2 separate regions of the Homo sapiens genome follow, and region 1 is linked to region 2. Evidence: read pairs that join two places in POLR2A ChIA-PET (ENCODE). Cell type or tissue: PC-3. All regions are shown on one strand. Each heading gives the region's core, and the rest is flanking DNA. Links, peaks and the distances in the headings are about the cores only.

Evidence for each region. Peaks named below come from ENCODE experiments on the same cell type or tissue, not always from the same donor. Only the 100,000 strongest peaks of a DNase experiment are listed, where the experiment ranks them.
Region 1: POLR2A ChIA-PET joins it to region 2 with 7 read pairs; 1 of 35 experiments calls an interaction of 5 or more read pairs at or near these places.

The regions. Positions count from the first base shown.
Region 1 is chr11:86,726,882-86,738,489 of GRCh38, reverse strand. No RefSeq gene overlaps it. Among named protein-coding and RNA genes, the nearest start is that of ME3, 60 kb to the right of the region's middle. RefSeq lists an enhancer at 8,309-8,478. In PC-3, for the core only: no CTCF peak of the experiment used is centred there; no DNase peak of the experiment used is centred there; H3K27ac peaks cover 1,243 bases.
Region 2 is chr11:88,551,025-88,562,632 of GRCh38, reverse strand. The region is part of intron 8 of GRM5 (glutamate metabotropic receptor 5); the gene reads left to right. Among named protein-coding and RNA genes, the nearest start is that of GRM5-AS1, 52 kb to the right of the region's middle. RefSeq lists a silencer at 9,898-10,192. In PC-3, for the core only: no CTCF peak of the experiment used is centred there; DNase peaks (open chromatin) are centred at 6,642 and 7,362; H3K4me3 peaks cover 1,383 bases; H3K27ac peaks cover 4,726 bases.

The DNA of each region.
Region 1 (11,608 bases), core at 2,796-7,795, 1.8 Mb after region 2:
AGGGACTATTATCATCCTTGCTTTTCAGTTAACCATAAACTAAATTCTACCCAAGGTTATCTTGGCCTATGCCCAGGAATGACCAAGGACAAGTTGGAGGTCAGAAGCAAGATGGAGACAACTATTTTAGATTTCTCTTACTGTTGTAAGTTTGCAAAGGTGGTTTCAAGGTTGTTGAGAAGACCAAATAAATATGTATAGAATCAACCCATGCCTTGTATACGGCAAATACTCAATAAATGTTTGCTGTCATGGACTAGTATTGATTTAACAGAACCAGAGTCTTGGGCATTCACAGCATATCTTGGCCTACTGCTTTTTGAACCTCTCTCTCTTTTGTCTTATTCCATTTGGAATCTTTTTTCTTCTCCCTCTTTATGTTTCTTAATTTTTCCTTTGTTGTCAGTGCTGCAACACAATGCATGAGGATTTCACAATAGGATGCATTGGAGCCAATGTTTTCCACTTGGATATGACTTACACACTCTGCCCTGCTGTTGTCAATAACAATAAAGGGGTGGAGGGTGTGGTTTACTGTACTGAATAATGCTGTGATCTGTGTTTTTGAAAACTGCTCCAACAAAGGAAGGAAGTTGTCTATGGTGACACTGCTGGCTTTTATAACATAAATATGAAGCTCTGTGTTATTGTTTGGCAAAAATCCCAAAATTTCCTTCAAGAATCTCAGGCCAAGTTGAGAGCCATCTATAAAATGCAGAGCTATATTCAATAAAAAGCAAAAATTACTCCAGATGCCAAAAATCCTTATAAACAAATACTTTGCCAAACATACACAGTCTTTTCTCTCTCCTGATCAGTCTCCCATCTGTATACAGTGCAAGGTCACTGTCTGGAAAGCTCAGTGTGTGAGATGCCCATGAGAATGTCAGGGAGTTGGGACTGGTCTTGGGGGAGACAGACTACTGGGAACTTAGGAAATTAGAGAATTAGGTTACAATGGGTAAAAGGGCCAAGAGATGGAGAATAAGTGCTAACAGAGCCATGGTGAAAGTTGGCCTGTTCCAGGTTAGAGCAGGGAGGGGTGATGCAAAAACAGAAGGAGAATCTATGGTAAAAATCTGGGCCATTCCAAAAGTGTCATTAAAAACTATGCCAGGGCCTGGGCTGGCTTCATGTGCATGTAACTTGTTTAAACACACAGGGTTTCACACTCAGAAGAGCCTCATGCTTGACTCAATGTCCTGTTGCTGCTATCTCCAAATTTGTAATAATTTTTGAACAAGAAACTCTACATTTTAATTTTGCACTGGGCCCTAAAAATGATGTTACCAATCCTGACCAGGGAGAATTGAACCAAAGACTCATTTCCAGAAATTAAAGCTGGAAGAAAGAATGAGGGAAGGATGAAAGAGTGACCACTCTTGGTTATCAGAGCAGGGAACAAGTACGGCAAAAAGTCACTTTGGAACCTAACCGAACGAGGCAGAGGTCAGTGACCCATCCTGAATGAGCAAGGACTGCGGCAACAGCTGACACCCCCAGTATGGGCTGTGCCTTGAAGTGTGCCTGGCTCAGGGTGCTACAGAGCACTGGCCTTAGGAAAGCTGCCCTGTGGCAGGTGTCAATCCCTATTCAATCAGCTGTGGCCACATGGACAGGGTCTCATGGGCACAGCCAATCAACAGGGAGGGAGAGAAGCAGAGACAAAGTACAGGCAAAGGAGGGTTCCAGACAGACAGAGCTAGATAGAGATTTCAGCCCTGCCACTTACACGTGTTGTGACTTTGGGCAAGCCTCCGGACTTCTCTAAACCTTGGTTTCTTCATACGTAAAATGAGGGAAACAATACCTATTCACAAGGTTGATGAGAAGATCAGATGAGATGTAGTATATAAAGTTCTTACCGCTTTGCCTGGCACATGTAAATAATCAAGTTACTATGACAAACTAGGGTTGGTTTAACAGAACCAGGTTTAAGGAAAGTATGTTCTAATTCCACTGACTGTGATCATGGGCACACTACTTTACATCTCTGAGCCTCAGTTTTCTCCTAAGTAACAGGGAGATAGAAATCTAATACCTAAGACAGTGCCTTGTACGTAGCAGGTACTCACTAACTGTACATTAAATGAGTGAGTGAAGCTATGCATCCTGCTCCACTGCAATAGGGAATCTGAAAGCTATTTGCAAAGCTGCAAAGAGCTTTACAACCATAATAATTACCTTTTTGTTGAATCCAGAGAGTCAGATTTGTAACTTCTCGGGGGGTAGAAATCAAATATGTTTGTGGTCACCTCACCCTGAAAATAAAATAACTTTCTGCGCACTTGCCTGCTTGGGGATTTGGGTCACTCTTTTGTTACTGGCATCATTGCATAGCTAACTAATCCCAGTGTAAATAAATTGGGCTGGGAGTTTTTGCATTGCTCCCCTGCCCTCCCCCAGGTGTTTTTTTCTAGCATAAAAGGGAAATAATGTGATCATAAGGATACCACACATCAAAAAGTATACTTAATGGCAAGACATTCAATATGCGTGTGCCTAAATCAGATGAATTCAGAGCATATCATTTCTTTTCATTATAGCTCATGAAGCATGAAGTGTATTTAGGGAGAAAAAAAACTCATTCATCAGCCTCAGAGATGCCAAGAAAGGAAATGCCTTATGTATGAATGATAAAAAGCACATATTTTTCTTGCTCTGAGTTTACATATCCCATATGGGATAAAAGGAAATCCAAGTGTCACCACCATACCAAGTGCCTCAGATGAGAAGAGTTTCTCAGTCTTCAAGGGTAAAATAACAGTGTGGACACCAAAAGGCCAAAGGTGAGCTTGACCAAACTGGAGGGACCTTGAGACTCAGTAGATTATTAAGGCATTCCACATGTTCTGCTTTGGATGATGGCAGTGTGACATGGTTAACAATTGCTACTGAGGTACATCTGGCTAAATCTCCATGAAAAATCTGTGCTCTTTCTTCCACTGTATAGAGTTGTGGTTGCTGAGGCAAGGGCTATGTCTCCTAGGCCTCTAGCATTAGGTGTGGTTGTACAGATAAGTTCTCACAATGGAATGTGAGTGGAAACGATGTGTGTATATCTTTGGAGAAATATCAATACAAATTTTTTGCCCATTTTTATTTGGGTTACTTGTCTTTTTATTGTTGAATTGTAATAGTTCTTTATTAGTCCCTTATCAGATATATGATTTGCAAATTTTATTTCCCATTTTGAAAGTTACTTCTTGCTTTCTTGATAGCATTCTATGAAACACACAGTTTTAAACTGTGAAAATCCAACTTACCTTTTTTTTGTCGTTGCTTGTGCTTTTGGTGTTACATTTAAGAAATCTTTGCCTAATTCAAGTTCACAAAGATTTGCACCTATGTTTTATTCTAAGAATTTCATATATTTAGCACTTACATTTTGGTCTTTGAGCCATTTCGAGTTAATTTTTGTATATGGTGTAAAGTAGGAGTCCAACTTTATTTTGCATGTGGATATCCAGTTGCCCCAGCACGACTTGTCAAAATAACCTTTCACCATTTGTCGAAATAAGTTTTTCTATTGAACATGTTGGCACCCTTTTTGAAAATCAATGGACTAGGCTTTATTTCTTGGTCTGAATTCTATTTTATATATATATATACACACACATATATATATACACACACTATATATATAATATATATGTATATTGTATATATATATAATATATATGTATATTGTATATATATATAATATATATGTATATTGTATATATATATAATATATATGTATATTGTATATATATATAATATATATGTATATTGTATATATATATAATATATATGTATATTGTGTATATATATATAGAGAGAGAGAGTCTTATGCTAGTATCATGCTGTCTTGATTGCTGTAGCTTTGTAGTAAGTTTTGAAATCAGAAACTGAATGAGTCTTTCTATTTTGTTCTTTTTCAAGATTGTTTTGCCTTTTCTGAATCTTTGCATTTCCATTTGAATTTAGGATAGCTTGTTTGTTGAATTCTGTAAAAAAAAAAAAAAAGCAGCTAGGATTTTGTTAGGATTGTGTTGACTCTGTAGATCAATTTGGGAAGTATTGCCATCTTAATAACATTGTCTTCCAGTCCATGAACATAGGATGTCTTTCCATTCATTTAGATCTTTAAATTCTCTCCATAATGTTTTATAATTTTTAATATGTATTTCTTGTGGCTGGGCACAGTGGCTCATGCCTGTAATCCCAGCACTTTGGGAGGCCGAGGCAGGTGGATCACCCAAGGTCAGGAGTTCAAGACCAGCCTGGCCAACATGGTGAAACCCTGTCTCTACTAAAAATAGAAAAATTAGCTGGGTGTGGCGATGGGCCTCTATAGTCCTAGCTACTTGTCATGCTGAGGCAGGAGAATCACTTGAACCCAGGAGGTGCAGGTTGCAGTGGGCTGAGATCACACCACTGCACTCCAGCCTGGGTGACAGAGCAAGACTCTGTCTCAAAAACACCTATATATATCTATACAGATATGCATTTTGGTTACATTTATTCCTAGGCATTTCATTCTTTTTGATGCTGCTATAAATGGAATTGTTTTCTTAATTTTAAGATTATTCATTGCTAGTATATAAAAATACAACTGATTTTTTTTTATCCTGAAACTTTGCTATACTTATTTATTGGCTCTTATAGTTTTATTTTGGTTTGGTTTTTAGCTCTTTGTTTCTTTGCTTGTTTATATTCCTTAGGATTTTTATATACAAGTTCATTTCGTTTGATAGTGGAGACAGTTTTACTTCTTCCTTTCCACTATGGAACCCTTTTATTTTTTTTCTTGCCTAATTCAATACAATGTTGAATTGAAGTGGCAAGTCTGTATACATTCTTGTCCTGTTTTTGATTTTAGAGGGAAAGTCTCAAGTCTTTCACCATTAACCATGATGATAGCTGTGGGTTTTTCATAGGTGCCCTTCATTAGGTTGAGGAACTTACCTTCTATTCCCAGTTGAATATTTTTTTATGAAACATAGTTAGATTTTGTCGAATATATTTTCTGCATCTACTGAAATGATTGTGATTTTAATCTCTATTGATATAATGTATTACATTGTTTAATGTTTATATATTAAACCAAACTTACATTCCTGGGATAAATTCAGGTCATGGTATATAATCATCTTTTTATGTTGTTAAATTTGGTTTGCTAATATTTTGTTGAAGATTCTTGCATCTATATTCATAAAAGATATTTGTCTATAATTTTCTTTTCTTGTGATATCTTTGGTTCTGCTATCAGGTAATACTGGCCTTAAAAATGAGTTGGGAAATGTTTCCTATTTTTTGGAAGAGTTTGTGAAGGATTAGTGTTAATTCTTTTTTTTTTTTTTAATTTTTATTTTTATTGATCATTCTTGGGTGTTTCTCACAGAGAGGGATTTGGCAGGGTCATAGGACAATAGTGGAGGGAAGGTCAGCAGATAAACAAGTGAACAAAGGTCTCTGGTTTTCCTAGGCAGAGGACCCTGAGGCCTTCCACAGTGTTTGTGTCCCTGGGTACTTGAGATTAGGGAGTGGTGATGACTCTGCCTTCAAGCATCTGTTTAACAAAGCACATCTTGCACTGCCCTTAATCCATTTAACCCTGAGTGGACACAGCACATGTTTCAGAGAGCACAGGGTTGGGGGGTAAGGTCACAGATCAACAGGATCCCAAGGCAGAAGAATTTTTCTTAGTACAGAACAAAATGAAAAGTCTCCCATGTCTACTTCTTTCCACACAGACACGGCAACCATCCGATTTCTCAATCTTTTCCCCACCTTTCCCCGCTTTCTATTCCACAAAACCACCATTGTCATCATGGCCCGTTCTCAATGAGCTGTTGGGCACACCTCCCAGACGGGGTGGCGGCCGGGCAGAGGGGCTCCTCACTTCCCAGTAGGGGCGGCCGGGCAGAGGCGCCCCTCACCTCCCGGGTGGGGCGGCTGGCCAGGCGAGGGGCTGACCCCCCCACCTCCCTCCCAGACAGGGCGGCTGGCCGGGCGGGGGGCTGACCCCCCCACCTCCCTCCCTGACGGTGCGGCTGCCGGGTGGAGACGCTCCTCACTTCCCAGACGGGGTGGCTGCCGGGCGGAGGGGCTCCTCACTTCTCAGACGGGGCGGCTGCCGGGCGGAGGGTCTCCTCACTTCTCAGATGGGGCGGTTGCCAGGCGGAGGGTCTCCTCCCTTCTCAGATGGGGCGGCTGGGCAGAGACGCTCCTCACCTCCCAGACGGGGTTGCGACCGGGCAGAGGCGCTCCTCACATCCCAGATGGGGCGGCGGGGCAAAGGCACTCCCCACATCTCAGATGATGGCCAGCCGGGCAGAGACGCTCCTCACTTCCTAGATGGGATGGCGGCCGGGAAGAGGCGCTCCTCACTTCCTAGATGGGATGGCGGCGGGCAGAGACGCTCCTCACTTTCCAGACTGGGCAGCCAGGCAGAGGGGCTCCTCACATCCCAGACGATGGGTGGCCAGGCAGAGACGCTCCTCACCTCCCAGACGGGGTGGCGGCCGGGCAGAGGCTGCAATCTCGGCACTTTGGGAGGCCAAGGCAGGCGGCTGGGAGGTGGAGGTTGTAGCGAGCCGAGATCACGCCACTGTACTCCAGCCTGGGCACCATTGAGCACTGAGTGAACCAGACACCGTCTGCAATCCTGGCACCTCCGGAGGCCGAGGCTGGCGGATCACTCGCGGTTAGGAGCTGGAGGCCAGCCCGGCCAACACAGCGAAACCCCGTCTCCACCAAAAAAATACGAAAACCAGTCAGGCGTGGCGGCACGCGCCTGCAATCGCAGGCACTCGGCAGGCTGAGGCGGGAGAATCAGGCAGGGAGGTTGCAGTGAGCCGAGATGGCAGCAGTACAGTCCAGCTTCGGCTCGGCATCAGAGGGAGACCGTGGAAAGAGAGGGAGAGGGAGACCGTGGGGAGAGGGAGAGGAGGGAGAGGGAGAGGGAGAGGGAGAGGGCCAATTGATTTTCAACGACAATGACCTAGTGTTAATTCTTTTTAAAGGAAATTTTTGTACCAATAAATCTATCTAGTTTTGGGCTTTTCTTTGAGTAAAGTGTTTGATTACTAATTCAATTTATTTATTTGTTATAGGCCTATTCAAATATTTATTCCTTCTTGAATCAGTTTCAGTAGTTTGTGGCTTTCTAAGAATTTGTCCATTTCATTTAGGTGATCTAATTTGTTTACTTACAATAGTTCATAGTATTCCTTTACAATTCTATTTCTGTAAGGTTGATAACAATATCTCCTCTATCACTGTTGATTGTAGTAATTTGGGTCTTCTCCCCCTCTCTTTCTTTTCCTGGTCAGTCTAGTTAAATAAGGTTTGTGGATTTATTCATTTAAAGTTTCATTCTTAATAACTAATTTTTGGTTTTGTTAAATTTTTTTCTATTAGTTTTCTATTCTCTATTTAGTTTATTTGCATTCTGGTCTTTATTATTTCCTTTTTTCTACCTGCTTGGGTTTAGTTTGTTCTTGACTTGAAGCTTTTCCTTTTTGAGGTCTTTATTCTTTTTTTTAAATATAGGAATTTATAGCCCTTGTGAATTCTTGCAGCAACCTTACAAAGGGGTAGAATTATCCCTATTTTCAATGTGGAAACTGAGATAATCTAAATGACTTATTTAAGGTCATATAGCCAGTCAGTGGCAGAACTGAAATTATAATATCAGTTTTCTAAATGGGAAACAAGGGATTAAAATTTAAACTCTTATATTTTCTCTTTGCTACCTTGCTTCTAAAATATTAACATATCCCCCTGAAGAAATGATTCCCTATTTAATAAGTGGTGTTGGGAAAACTGGCTAGCCATATGCAGAAAACTGAAACTGGACCCCTTCCTTACACCTTATATAAAAAATTAACTCAAGATGGATTAAAGACTTAAGCATAAGACCTAAAACCATAAAAATTCTAGAAGAAAACCTAGGCAGTACCATTCAGGACATAGGCATGGGCAAAGACTTCATGTCTAAAACACCAAAAGCAATGGCAACAAAAGCCAAAATTGACAAATGGGATCTAATTAAACTAAAGAACATCTGCACAGAAAAAGAAATTGCATCAGAGTAAACAGGCAACCTACAGAATGGGAGAAAATTTTTGCAATATACCCACCTGAGAAAGGGCTAATATCCAGAATCTACAAAGAACTTAAACAAATTTACAAGAAAAAACCAAAAAACCCTATCAAGAAGTGGGCAAAGGATATGAAGAGACACTTCTCAAAAGAAGACATTTATGCAGCCAACAAACATATGAAAAAATGCTCATCATCACTGGTTATTAGAGAAGTGCAAATCAAAGCCACAGTGAAATACCATCTCACGCCAGTTAGAACGGCGATCATTAAAAAGTCAGGAAACAACAGACACTGGAGAGAATGTGGAGAAATAGGAATACCTTTACACTGTTGGTGGGAGTGTAAATTAGTGCCACCATTGTAGAAAACACTGTGGCAATTCCTCAAGAATCTAGAACTAGAAATACCATTTGACCCAGCAATCCCATTACTGGGTATATACCCGAAGGGTTATAAATCATTCTACTATAAAGACACATGCACACATATGTTTATAGCAGAACTATTCACATTAGCAAAGACTTGGAACCAATTCAAATGTCCATCAGTGATAGACTGGATAAAGAAAATGTGGCACATATACACTATGGAATACTATGCAGCCATAAAAAAGGATGAGTTCATGTCCTATGCAGGGACATGGATGAAGCTGGAGACCATCATTCTCAGCAAATTAACACAGGAACAGAAAACCAAACACTGCATGTTCTCACTCATAAGTGGGAGTTGAACAATGAGAACTCATGGACACACAGAGGGGAATATCACACACCAGGGCCTGTTGGGGGGTGGGGGGCTAGGTGAGGGATAGCATTAGGAGAAATACCTCATGTAGGTGACGGGTTGATGGGTGCAGCAAACCACCATGGCACGTGTATACCTATGTGACAAAACTGCATGTTCTGCACATGTACCACAGAACTTAAAGTATAATAATAATAAATTAAATTAAATTAAAATTTTAAAAAGTCCCCTTGAAAATTGTAGCACCACATTTTATGCCACACTGTTTCATACTATTCTGTAACCATTGTGATCATTGTGTGTACATGTGTGAGTGTATTTTGAAAGTTCAAGGAAAGCATATTCTTTGAGGGTAGAAAGTATTCTATGAACTTCTGTATGTGACCAACTCAGAGCAATAATTAGTTTAACATATGTATACACTAATAGAATATACACATTACCCTTTCCCTTGTATTATACTACTTTATTTTCACCAAAATCCTATTGATAAGTGATACTACTGGATCCAGAAGCTCAAAAATGTTAGCATGTGGCCAGACCAGTGTTCATAAGAGGTGGGTTATAGACATAAATCCAGGTGACAATTTCAAATTTTGTGCTCTTTCTATTCTACATGTTTATAATGAAGGTAAAATGGAGTGCCTTAAAAATGATGTTTAATTCATTCATTCATTTATGTATTCCAAAAATATTTATTGATCCTATTATGTGCCAGGCATTGTGCAAAGTACTGGTGATAAGTGGTAAGCAAAATCAGGCATGATCCTTTTACTCATGGTTCTTACCATCTAGTGGGCTAGACAGGTATTAATCAAGTGGTCACACCAATAAATGTATAGTTACAACTGTGATAAACTGTAGGACATAGACTTGCATCAGATGAATAAATAATGAGGCAATCTGACTGGTAAGCTAGACAGAGTAAGGCTTCCCTATGAAATATTGCTTTACAGAATTCTGAAGTTAAGTAAGTAGGAGCTAAGTGGAAGGCAGGTAAAGAGCATTCCAGCTAGAAATAACAGGCTGTGCAAATGTTCTGTTGTGGCCTCAGCTCTTTGAGAAATCCAAGTGTTTTGTTTACTCTATTTAAAACATTGTATTCAAAACCAATATGACATGTTACAACTGAACAGGAAAACAATGCTATGTGTGAAAAAGGCAAGTTAATCCCAGCTTTTGCAAAGCCTGATTTATCTTCCCCTCTGCTTATCAAGCACTCACATTGAGGGTAAGGAAAGGAACAAAAAAGGAGGCAATATTACTAAAAATTTTTAAATACAAATCTGTGCATGTCACTCCCTGCTTAAAACATTTCTGTCTCTTCATTGTATACAATAAGGGTTTTATGCATAAACAAGTTTTAGGAAGCAGAGGGTTGAACAATTTTAATTTTAATAGTAATATATTTATTTTAATGTATAATTATTAAAATTACACTAGTGATTTCACATATTTTTTTCTCAGGGGGAAGCTCAAGTAGTTATGCCTATGGTAATTCATCTTACAAAGTTGACATGGATTACAGGAGCATTTTTCAGCCATGCCCAGTGATTTTTTAAAACCTCAGTAACCAAATCTCTGCCTCTACATTCCAGGGGTATACATTGTGCAGATGATATAAATTGTTAGTATGGATCTTCACATCCTGAATTTCCATGTACAGTGCTATGCGTTTCTAAACCATATATTAAAACATCACTTCCAATGGTACACAGGTATAAAGATACCAGCCAATGGTTTTTGAATTCTTTTTAGGTGTCAGGCACTGTTTGTAAGCACTTGACATGTAGTAACACACTGAGCCTTCATAACATTTCTATGAGGTATCATCTCCATTCTGCAATGAAGAATTGGAGCACAGAGAGGTTAGGTAATTTTCCCAAGGTCACGCTGCCAGTAAGCAGCAAAGCATAGATACAAACCTGAACTTGCAGCTCTGGTGGCCCTGCTATTAACCACCATAGCACAGAATTGGCCAAAACAGTGATGGTGGGACAAAGGAACAAAGTTGGGCTAACAGGAATACAGGATGGAGTCTAAATTCCTCATGAGGTACAGAAGCCCCCTTTCTCCTTTTTTTAGCCTTGTTTCCTGCCCTTCATCTCATGCCCCACTAAAGTACTCGCCCATCCCCAGCTGTGTCAGGACCCAGGAGGCCTCTGGCTTCATTGGAGCACTGGCCCACTGCTCAGGCTCTTAGTGCTTACAGACCCAGACCCCGATCCTCCACTCATGGCTGTATCTGCAGCTTCCAGTGCAGAGCTCCACACATAGCATCTTGTCCAGTGTTGCATCAAAGAATATTAGAGCTGAAAGAGAAGTCATGCAGGGCAATTTTGTGATTTTCAAGATAAGGAAACAGATGAATAGGGAAGGAGAGCACATTGCCCAAAGTCATACATCAAGTTACAGACAGAAATGAGCCGAGTCCTGCTTCCTAAGCAGAGGCCTTTGCTTATACATGTGGCTGTCAACCACTTCTTCCTTTAAGAACCTTGGGAAAAATCCAAGACAAAAAAAAAAAGAACTAGGATACAGGTAGAAGGGCACTTTGGTTGCCTATTTCCATGCTTTCGTTAACTCTTAAACACATTCCAAGTACTCCAAAGTGATTTAGAAACCCCAGAGTAGCCTGGAAGTTGAAGCTGCTGTGAAAGGGATGGATCTCTCTGTTGCCTGTGGGGCATATGCTAAGCAGAAGTATAGCACTTATAGTGTTAATGCACACTACTAATTCGTGAATGAATCCATAATGCATCTGGGAAGA
Region 2 (11,608 bases), core at 4,502-9,501:
AGTAAGAAGAAGTGGAGCACAAAGTAGGAGACTGGAAAAAAGTTTCAAATCAGAGTAGTCCCCCAAAATGGTTCATTTATTACCTACCTACTATGTTCTGCCACCTTACAGAACTTTTTGTATGTATAACTAGTCTAACATTTCTAATTGTCATAAAATACTGCAAGTTGAAGCAACAATCCTCCCATTTTTCAGATGGGAAATTTGAGGTCCTGCACGGTGAGAATACTTGCCTATTGTTTCATGACTAATGAGTAATGGAGCAGTTTTTAAATTAAGGTCTTAGCTGATGATTACTAGAGCTAAGCATATATGGACTGTTTTCTTTGGAAAATTAGTATATTCTTTGAAAAATTAAATAGCTCCATGAAAAAGAAATTATTTGGTCAAAAAGGTGAAAAAACTCTATTCTCTTATTGGAGATAAACACTGAGAAGTCTTGCACTGTAGAAACCTATCATCTATTTGTTAACTCTTTCTATCATTTTGCAAACATGTATACAAGACCATTTTTTTCCAAGTAAACCTCTTAACATTCTGAAGAACTGATGCTCCAAAGAACTTACTTTGGAAAACATCATCATAGACCCAAGAGAAGACATGTTTATGGGGCCTGAAGAGTAGTTCATATCTTTAGTGAGAAGGGGGCTAGACGAAGCAAATTTCCACCTCTCATCATGGAGAAAGAATCACTTTGAGCTCTCTGAGCACCTAAGGAGACAACAGAGGTAATTCTAACAGATCCAACAATTTTCTGTGAAGTTAAATTGGCTCAACCTAGAGCACAAATAGAAAAGGGCCCGGAATCAGCCATTCAATTCACTGAAATAGCAAAGGGAGATTTTTATTTAAATGGAAATGAGTCACTACAGATTTTTTTATATGGAAACATGCTATTTATGCCATCAATGTATAGAGGTCCCTGTGATTAACATTTTGGTTCTAGACACTAATTTCCAGCACAACATGGTGCAGCATCAAATCATTGTCAAGCAGATAATGCCAGGCTTCCGTTTAAGGCATTCACTTCAGCTGCAAATTGACAAATGAACACAAGGCCAGTTCTGACCTAAATAAAGCATTGAATCTGATGAATCTAAAGTTCTAGCTCTGCAAGATTCAGAATTTCCAGGCACATGGAACTGGGGTTCTAAAATGCAATGGGCCTTTCATGGCTAAATTGATGACAGAGACCTACAGCTGGAAGTTATAAATTTTCTCAGAAGTCAAAACCCTCCCCTGGGATTCTAGTCAGGGGGCAGAATCATTAGTGTTGCCTCCACCTTAACTGAAATTTAGAAACTGCCATTTGCCACTTCTGTTTTAATTAACTAATTAACTTTGCTTTAATTAGCATTGTCACGAGGGCCCACTTTGGCTGTCTGCTAAAGCAACTGCTGGTCTCCCCACATTCATTGGCCGAATTACAATATGCCTAGAAAACTGGTTCATTTGTGTGAATTCCAATATACTCCAATTGTTGTCAGAGCTTTCATAATTTCCAATGGCTTATATTTCCTTCAGGCATTATTAGTCTGCATGAAGTGATGTTCATGCTATTTCTCGTTCTTTAGAGTCCTCCACCTTTTCCTTCTATCTCTCCAGATCCTACTCATCTTCCAAGGCTAGGACACCTCAATGAGACCCTATCAGATTTACCCATCTCACAGATTTTCCCACATCTGGACTCTTGGAGCATTTATTATGTATTCCATATATTTCACACATATCACTCTCCCTTTCTTCACTTGTTATTTATTCACAGACATTGACTGAGGACTGAGCAATACCACCACTGTGCTAGGCCCTCGGGATATTGAGTTTGTTTTGTGTACATATGTAACATTTTCACAACTATCTAATGCTGTCTTCAGCGTATTTATATCTCCCTTGGTGCCTAGCACAGTGCTTGCCATGCAGTGATTAATAAAGAGCACACAGAAGGACAGGTGGATTAGAGATCTGTTGGGCAGCACCTCATGGAGCTCACACTGCCTTCAGAGTGAACAAGATTACTCACTTTGCTGACTTGATGGGCCAGATTTTATCTGATAATGCTTTGTCCTAAAAATATAAGAAAAAAAATGCTTTCTTTCTAAAATCAACTTTTCTTTTTAAAATCAAGCTTCCATTGAATGCCTACTCAGCAGCATCAGTAACTGTTCCAGATCCTAGGGATACAGAGATAGATAAAAAACAATCTTTGGGAAGCCCTCAGTCTCCCAGGAAAGGCAGGATTAGAAACAGTTAAGTTCAATAAAGCAATACAGTGCCATGATAGGAGCCTATAGAGAAACAGAAGGACCCAAAGGTAGAAGTAGTAAATTCTGCCCGAAATTAGAAATAATGTTTAAAAGATACTCATTCAAACAAGAAAAACTATCTAAGTGTTTTAAACCCTGTTTAGAAGCCTTCAGGGCTTCTCCGCCCAGTAGGACAGGATAGAGCCATAAAGTTCTTTTGCATAATAGGAAAGGCCCTTGCTAATCTGACTCCTTCACCCTTAGCTAGCCTTGCTTCTGGCCACCCCCTGCCTGACTTTCCACACTGATCCTTATACAATTTCCTTGCTCTATGGCCTCTAGAGAGGCAGCTACTTTGGTATGAAATACACCTACCCCATCTCACCCTCAACTCTCACTTGGCCAACTCATACTCATCTTAGATACCAATTCTGCTGGAAAGCCTCTCCTGGCCCTCTGAGACTGCATTAAGTTCCCCTCCTTATGATCCAAATGAGCCATGTGCTTCTCACTACAGAGCATTTATCATCCCACGTTAGAATTGTCTGTTTAATTGAAAGACTCTTTTGCACCATCATCTCTAGACTCGCCACAGACACACACTATACCATGAACTTATTAAAGAGAGGAGCTTACTCATTTTCTGTATCATTTGCACCGTGCACAGTGCCAATCACATACTCAATACTCAAAAATGTTTGTTAAATGAATACATGGATAAATAACTAATGTCTGAGCTGCACTGGCATTTGCCAGTGAACAAGAAAAGGCTGAAGCTAGGGAGTAATAGTTATTGAGCACTTGCTATGGGCCAGGCACTGCTCTAAACCCCTTAAATGTAATGAATCTTTTTATATCCACAACAATCTATGGGGTAGGCATTATTAGCTCATTTATTGTACACATGAGGAAACTGAGGCAAACAGAAGCTAATTGACTTCCCCATTCAGATAGTAAGTAGAAGAGGAAGGATTAGAATAAAAGGAAGCTAGCTTCATAGCCCACTCAGGTAACCTTTAAGCTGTGTTCCTTATTCCAGCCCTTATGACAAACATGGCAGCCCTAACTGAGGAAAAACTGAGATTAATGAGTGAGGAGTAGAACTCCCCGCCAAGGAATTTCCTTGAAAACTGCTCCCTGCATCTTTATTGCACTGCACACTTCTGATTCCATCATATCCTGAATGAACCAAATTTGATTGTGAATAGAGTACACAAAAGCTTCTGAGATAAAATTTAAACCTTAAGAACTGCCTGAAATTTGGTGGTGATTTTCAAATATTTGTATAGATTTTCTTTATGAGAATAAAATCTGACTGACTTATTTTTATTATGTATAATATTTTTACAGGAATTGAGAAGACTTACACTACTTTTTGGTATAATATTTTTAGTTACAAAGTTTTTATTATAAACTTTTATTATGAGCTCTTTATAAACCACATTTTTACTCTGCTTCTATTTACTAATTTTTCCCTCCAAGAAGTCCCACAAACTTAAAAAAATAGAACTTTATAAATATACTTTGAGAATTATGCTGTTTTGTGTTTGTGTTGTTTGTTGTATTTTTTTTTTTTTTTTTTTTTTTTTTGAGATGGAGTCTCACTCTGTTGCCAGGCTGTAGTGCAGAGGTATGATCTGGGCTCACTGCAACCTCCACCTCTCAGTTTCAAGCGATTCTCCTGCCTCAGCCTCCCAAGTTGTGGGACTATAAGCGCGCACCACCACACCCAGCTAATTTTTGGATTTTTAGAAGAGATGGGGTTTCACCATGTTGTCCAGGATGGTCTCGATCTCTTGACCTCATGATCCACCTGCCAGCAGGTCAATGTTTCAAGTCATCTAACCCTTTCCCACTCTCTCCCCTTAGAACAAAATTACAGGAGTGCAGCCTGTGAAATCTCAACAGCAGAAATTGCAACCCTTTTCCAAATCCCACCTATCCCTTAGCACAATGGCATTCAACAGGTGCTTACTTTGGATAATAACAATTAATGAGGAACTGCAGAAACACTGACTGGAATGACAGCTCCCAAAAGCAGTGAGAACAACAAGCTGGGATTGTTGTTTCGAATGTGGGGCTGTATTTACAAACTCACCTGGCCATAAATCGCCAAGAGCTGAGTCACAAACCCTGATATAGTTACTTTTCTTTGGAGAGAGTGCCTAATCTGAAGTGAAATGAAATAGGCAAAGGATCCTTATGCTTCCCACCTTGGTTCAGTCCAGTGTAATTCAACCAGAGTTTTTAGAATAATCATTATATACTGGGTACATTGCTGAGTTCTGGGAGAATAAAGATAAACAAGACACAAAGCCTGCCCTTTGGAAAAGCTCACAGAGTAGTGGGGGAGATCAATTCATACACAAAGCAATGTTTTAGAGTATGAAGTGATGAGAGAGAAAAATGCACAGAGAAATCAGAAGTCACTGAAGAATAAACTAAGTCCAATTTGAAGGTTTCAGGAAAGGTGACACTTGAGTTGAATCTCAAAGGGATAGCATTAGGAGAAATACCTAATGTAGGTGATGGGTTGAGGGGTGAAGCAAACCACCATGGCACGTGTATACCTATGTAACAAACCTACATGTTCTGCACATGTACCCCAGAACTTAAAGTATTAAAAAAAAAAAAAAAAGGATGATTAAGCCACGTGAAAACCGTGGAATACACCATACTGGGAAACAACAGGAGCAACAGCCCAGAAGTATGAAACAACATGGTGTGTGCAGGGAATCACAAGCATGTAAAATGTGTGTCAGCAGGTAACAGGAGATGAAGCTGACAGGGAAGGGGCAGAGGAGGATCCTCTATTGTTTCCTTATAAGCTTAGCCTCAAGGAGCCATCAGCCAACCACCTTCCAGCTTTCCCAATTTCCTTTCAGTTGCCTCTTTTCCCTTCTTAACACCCACTTTAGACATCCAATTCCATAATACTCATGGCTACCTCCCCAGCATCAGCCTGATGCCTCCACACACCATATGCAATCAAAACTTCCCCTCCTCTCTGCTAGAGAAGAGATAAATTAATCTGTGCTATGATGATAAGGATTAATAATGGCTTGCTTCATCCTTTATGCAGTAAACACTTAATGAGCAACTACTTTATGACAGATACTGTGCTAAGTACTTTTATCTGTTATCTCATTGGATCTTCACATAGTATTTTAAAATAGAAACTATCATCGCCTATCCACATATAAAGAAAAATTAGTAACGGAAGCACATAGAGGCCTAATAGCCTTTAGTTAGTGAACTAATAGGTGGTAGAACCAAAATTTAGGATTCAAACGCAGGTCTATGTATCTTCAAAGCTCTTTTTCATTCCAACATTGCTTTACTGGTGGATTTATTTTCTCAAGCATGTATCTCATTTTGTTCTTGTTACTGTTGATAAATAAGGTCATGATGAATGTATTTCTGCCACATATTTTGACACAGATTTTTAGTCCCAGAGAAATAACCCTAAATGCAACATTTTTTTTCTTTTTTTGGTATATAGGCAAATCAGTCCAAGTGACCCTGATGGAACAAGGTAGCCGTCGGTGTCTCTCATGTCATAATTTGACAGAAGTAGTGTGGTATAGGGAAGTGAGCCTTGTCAGCGAAGACATGCATTCTAATCCTGACTTTGACATTTATAAGCCAGGACCCTAGACTAAGCACTTAAATTCTCAGAGCCTCTAGAAAATAAGGACAAAAATATTCATTTCACTCTGTATTGTGCTCAAAGGTCCACTGTGAACATAATACAGGATGTATCCCACAGGGCCATGCATGGTGGCTCATGCCTGTAATCCCAGAACTTTGGGAGGCTAAGGCAGGCGGATCATGAGGTCAGGAGTTTAAGACCAGCCTGACCAACATGGTGAAACCCTGTCTCTACCAAAAATATAAAAATTAGCGGGGCATGATGGTGGGCACCTGTAATCCCAGCTACTTGGGAGACTGAGGCAGGAGAATTGCTTAAACCCAGAAGGTGGAGATTGCAGTGAGCCAAGATTGCGCCATTGCACTCCAGCCTAGGTGACAGAGCAAGACTCCATCTAAAAAAAAAAAAAAAAAGAAAAGAAAAGAATGTGTCCCACAGTTCATATCCATGAAATGTGAGTTTTCTTTTCACTAATCCTGGGGTCATCTCATGACCCCACCTAATAGACAGTCCTGGTGACAATCTGAGTAGGTTACATGACTTTACTCTTTAGAATGCTACTGACATGGAAATATTTGACTTCAGGAATCCTGCCTGAACTACTAGGAAATCATTGCTCTATCCTGGGGATCCATGGCCCTCCAAATTTTCATTACATCCTTCGGTGGCAAGTTAATAAGTTTCTGCTTAACTGCTTTTCTAGAAGTCAAACTTTCCTCAGGGTTTAAAGGCGGTTTGTGAGTTTTAGCCATTTCCCTCATTCCTGTTGTGGTTTGGCAGTGCATTTATGATTCTTCATAAAAAATATGAGTTTTAACTTGGCCCAGAACATGTGGATCCATCTTTACTTAATTACATAGAAACTAAATGATAAATCACTGCAATAAATTTTATGCATCATATAATATGAAGCTGTATTTGGTGAGGTATGTGTGCGCTTATGTTTTTCATGTATATTTAGTCAAAAAATTTAAAAAAGCAACTGAAGAAAATAGTCACAGCATCTCTCAGGTGCATAAGCTTTGTGCCTAGCCTTGCTCTGTGGCATCACGACAGCACATTCTGGATAAAGAAGTTGCCAGAGTGCGTGACTCCCCCTCTGCTGAGTTAAAACGGCACAGCCAGAAATACAAACTAATAATGCTGTTTCTTTCATTTATTTATGTGACTTTTTAGTTTGAGAAAAAAGAGAGACCACAACTTGGTAAACAAACATAAATCTGTCATTGGCCATGTTCTTCCAAAACAAACAGTAACTGAAAAGCAAAAAGCATGGTGAATATAATGAGGCTCCCAGTGAAAAGAATAATTACAATCAGCATTTGTTAAGTAAGTCCCAGTCCAGTCGCGTGAGACTCTTTTCCATGTGTTTTGCGTACTACTATTTTATGGGGTAAGACTTCCCAACCCAGAGTTTCTGATTCAGTTTGTCTGGAGTAGGGCCAGAGAGATTGCTTTGCTAAGGAACTTCCAAGTAATGATGACATTCCTGGGTTAGGAATCACAACATAGATTCACTTTGAGAACAATGGACTTACATATTCTAAGCTCACACCAGTGATATGAGTCAGATATTATTAACTCTGTTTTAAAAGTGAGAAACTTGAAGCTGAGGGAGGTTAAGTGATCTAAGATTACATAGCTGGTAAGGGACACAAATGGTCCTGACATCCAAGGTTGTCTGAGTCCAAACAGCATGTTCTTTCCACAGTACCATGACTGGTAAGCTTTCAAGAGGATATGTCAAGTGGGTAATTGTTCCCTCCTTCCTGTTTGCTCCATATTCAAACTTTTGTTTTGCAGATTCATTAAACTCTAGGACATTGCTGGCCCACCTGAGGGTAAGATAATAACACTGCCATTATAAGAGGCTTGCTATTGGTTATTAAGCATACTCTCCACTCTGCCCATCTGGTAAATTCCATAGCAGTCTCAGAGATTATGTGAAAAGTCTTCATCCACCTTCTCCACTTCTGGTTGAGGGGAACACTTTTTCACCTCACTAGGAGCCAATGTCCAATCCAAAAGATTATTTGCCCTTCCCCTACATTCAGGTCCAAACAAACAACTGCATCAGTGCCAGATGCAGGAACATAGTTAATTAACAGGGAATTAGAAAAGAACTTGGGATATAAGTTGGCTAGTATCTCAGCATCATCATGTAGAATTGCTGTAAAAACAAAAGCTAAATTAAACAAAAAAATCTTATTACATCTTCAATAGCATGAATAAAACAAGGGAAGTAATAGGATAGAATAATATCAACCTGGAAGTCCTCTTTAGTAGCCAGATGATGGCCCCCAAACATGGTCACATGCTATTCCCTGGAACCTGTGACTATGTTATCTTACATGGCAAAAGGGACTTGCAGGTGCAATTATGTTAAGGAAAGATGATCCTGGATTATCCAGTGGGCCCAATGTGATCACAAAGATATTACAAGAGGGAAGCGGGGTGCCAGAGTCGGAGAGACATTTGAAAGTGCTATTCTGCTGGCTTTGAATGTGGAGGAAGGGTATAGAAGCCAAGGAATGCAAGCAGCCTCTAGAAGCCGAAAAATACAAGGAAATGGATTGTCCCCTACAGCCTCCAGAAAGGAATGTAGCCCTACTGACACCATGATTTTAACTCAGTGGAAGCCATTTCAGCCTTCTGATCTCCAGAACTGTAAGATATTAAATTTCTTTTGCTTTAAAGCCACTAAATTTGTGGTCAACTTTTAAAGCAGCAATAGAAAACTAATACACCCTTCATAAGATCTGGATCCCAGATGAATGATCCTTTCCTAACCACAACACTCCTTAAAAGGTAGACTATCTTGGATTAGGCAAAAGGAGAGGAGATTTTGGTCTTCCCTACCCAAAACTCCTGTGAGGTTTTATGACATCTTACAAGGTTTTACTTTGGTCATACGTATCACACAGAAAGTCACTGTATTTTTCCCCCCAACATGCATGTTCTACCAGAGATCATTGAGGACAAGAATATATTCATCCCTAGGTTGGCTCTGAGTAGATACTCAGTAAATCACTGTCGTGGTAATACAAGGTGTGAAAATGAGAGCAAGTTCTACCAATTCCCCCTACTTATATTCCTCAGGGATAAACAAGCTCCTGCTGTGCTATACCATCCATCTTAATTTTCCCCTATGCTGTGGCCTGTTCACTTTTACTCTGGATCCCACTGGAGTCTTGATTAGAAGCTAAAGAGAGCAGGACCACACTTGGCCCATTAGTGAGAGTCAGGCACACCAGACATTGTGCTCTGACTCAGGCAGACACATTATGACAATGCAGAAAAGGCACAGAAGGAACATCAGAGGAAAATGAGGGGGAACAGGAACTCTGAGTGAACTGTGGACACATCTCTCAGGAACTATCTAGCCACTGGATACAGCTGAGTGTACGGCTTATTGCTGGAGAATGGACCAGGACAAAAGTAGACTTTTCTCATCCATGCACAGAGCTACGGCCTGCCAGCATAGCAAAATGAGAACCAAATGTTCTAGCCCAAATGGACTAGCAAGCACTTTTCCCTTTGATTGATTAACTAATAAAAACACAAGAAAAATTGATTTCATCATTCACTCACAACAGAAGTCCAACTTCAGGACTTGTCTTAATCTAAAGAATGTTTAAAATGTCCGATGGTACTTGAGAAAAACTGAGCAAATTGACTTTAGTGAAAAACTTTAAAAAACAACAAAAAAAGACATGTTAGCAGAATGCTAATGTGATGAACTGGAGCTAAGCAGTTGCAGACTTCTGATGTCTTGGCTGTCTTTTTCACCTTCAAACTCCAAATCCCTACATCAAAGCACATGTTATCTAATTTCCCCTTGGAAATTTTTAGAGGCTTTTGTTTAATTGCATTCACTGTACAGACACTGCTCTGTGACTGTATCTCCAGGGAGAATAGTGCCAGACAGACTACGAGTTATGGGCTGAGAGGAGCAGACAGCTTTTAAACTCTGGGGCATTTCTGACCATCCTCAGTAATGCTAGAGAAGAATCAGACCTTGTGTGTCAACAGTCTATGGACTGTTTTTCCTCCTCCTTTTCTTCTCCCCTCAACCCCTAACCTGGTCCCCAGCAGTCAGTCGACCAGGTCCCTTTCCTGGCCAGTAGGTGGCAGGCGAAGTTCTTTGGGCAACTCCAGTGAGAAAGCCTTTCTGCCCAAGATGCACTCAGCTTGTGTAGCAATAATCAAAGACTACCACTGTGGGTTTGCACAGAGAGCTCAATGTAAGCAGCAGAGACAAACTTTTGCAGAAGCAGTGGTAAGAGTAGAGGTGCTGATTCCCAGATGGACCAGCTGAAGAAGATTCCTAATACAAATTTCTAAATTTCATCTCTTGGTTTGCTGATTATCATTGATATCACATTTCCATAACCATAAAAATGATATAACAGTCCAGCCACGATGGCTTATGCTTATAATCCTAGAATGTTGGGAGGCCAGTGGGAAAGAATCACTTGAGGCCAGGAGTTCAAGACCAGCCTGGATGACATAGCAAGACCCCATCGCTACAAAAAAATTAAACAAAATAGCTAGATGTGGTGACAGACAGCTATCATACCAGTTACTCAGGAGGCTGAGGTGGGAGAATCACTTGAGCCCAGGAGTTTGAGGCAACAGTGAGCTATGGTCATGCCACTGCACTCCAGCCTGGGCAACAAAGATCCTGACTCAAAAAAAAAAAAAGATGTGACATTTAAAAGTTGGAAAAAATGAGCTGTAGCTGTTTCCTAGAATGTTGATGCTAGATTTTAAAAACATACACCTCACACACCATAGAAGAAGGCTTGCCTAAATATCTTCCTACCAGTCACTTTTGACAGTGAAAATACCTTTACAATTCAATGAGTTCTGCTTCCAGTGTTAATTCTTCAGAGTCAAACTACCATGATCTTCCATTGATTGGTGATGTACCATGTGCCCATGTGTACTCTCTGTTTAATCTAATTCACTTCTTACAATAACCCTGTAAGAAAAGTTTATTAGACCCCTATACTGATGAGGACACTGAAGTGTGGAGAGGGAAAGAAGCTTGCCCAAGGCAGTGAGCGGCTAAACTAAGGTTTGAATTCAACTGTTGAGGTTAAGAATTTTAGCTCTAAAATCTACTAAAATGTATCAATTTCTCTAAAGCTTGACCTTGTGAATAAGAATCGAATCTGCCTTGTCACATGCTTACTCATCCCATTTCTGGAGGGGGAAAAAAGAATTGTGAAGGGGCACGTAGCCTTTTACTATCAGGGAAAATTAATATGTCAGAGTCTGCAACATTTTATACCTAAGTAAGTGCTCAATGCAAGTATGAAGAGGTTGAGGTCTGCTGGTGGGAGGTAGATGAGAAAAGAGACCAAGAATGAAGTCAGACTGTTTTTGCAACTATCACAGGATTTAAAGTCAAGTTCTTGGACACTCCAGCTGAAGTCTAAATAGGCAGAACCCACAGAAGGGAAAGTGGAGTGTAGGATGTGGAAAGGGGATGATAGGGGCTAATGATAACTAACTTCAATGAGCATTTATGATGTAGCAGGTACTACTGTCAGTACCACATAGACATTCACTGAACCACTAAAACAACCCCATGAGACAGGTAACATTACTATTCCCATTTTATAAATAAGGAAATTGAGACATGTGAAATTGAGACTGACAGTAGCAGGTACTACTGTCAATACCACATAGATATTCACTGAACCAT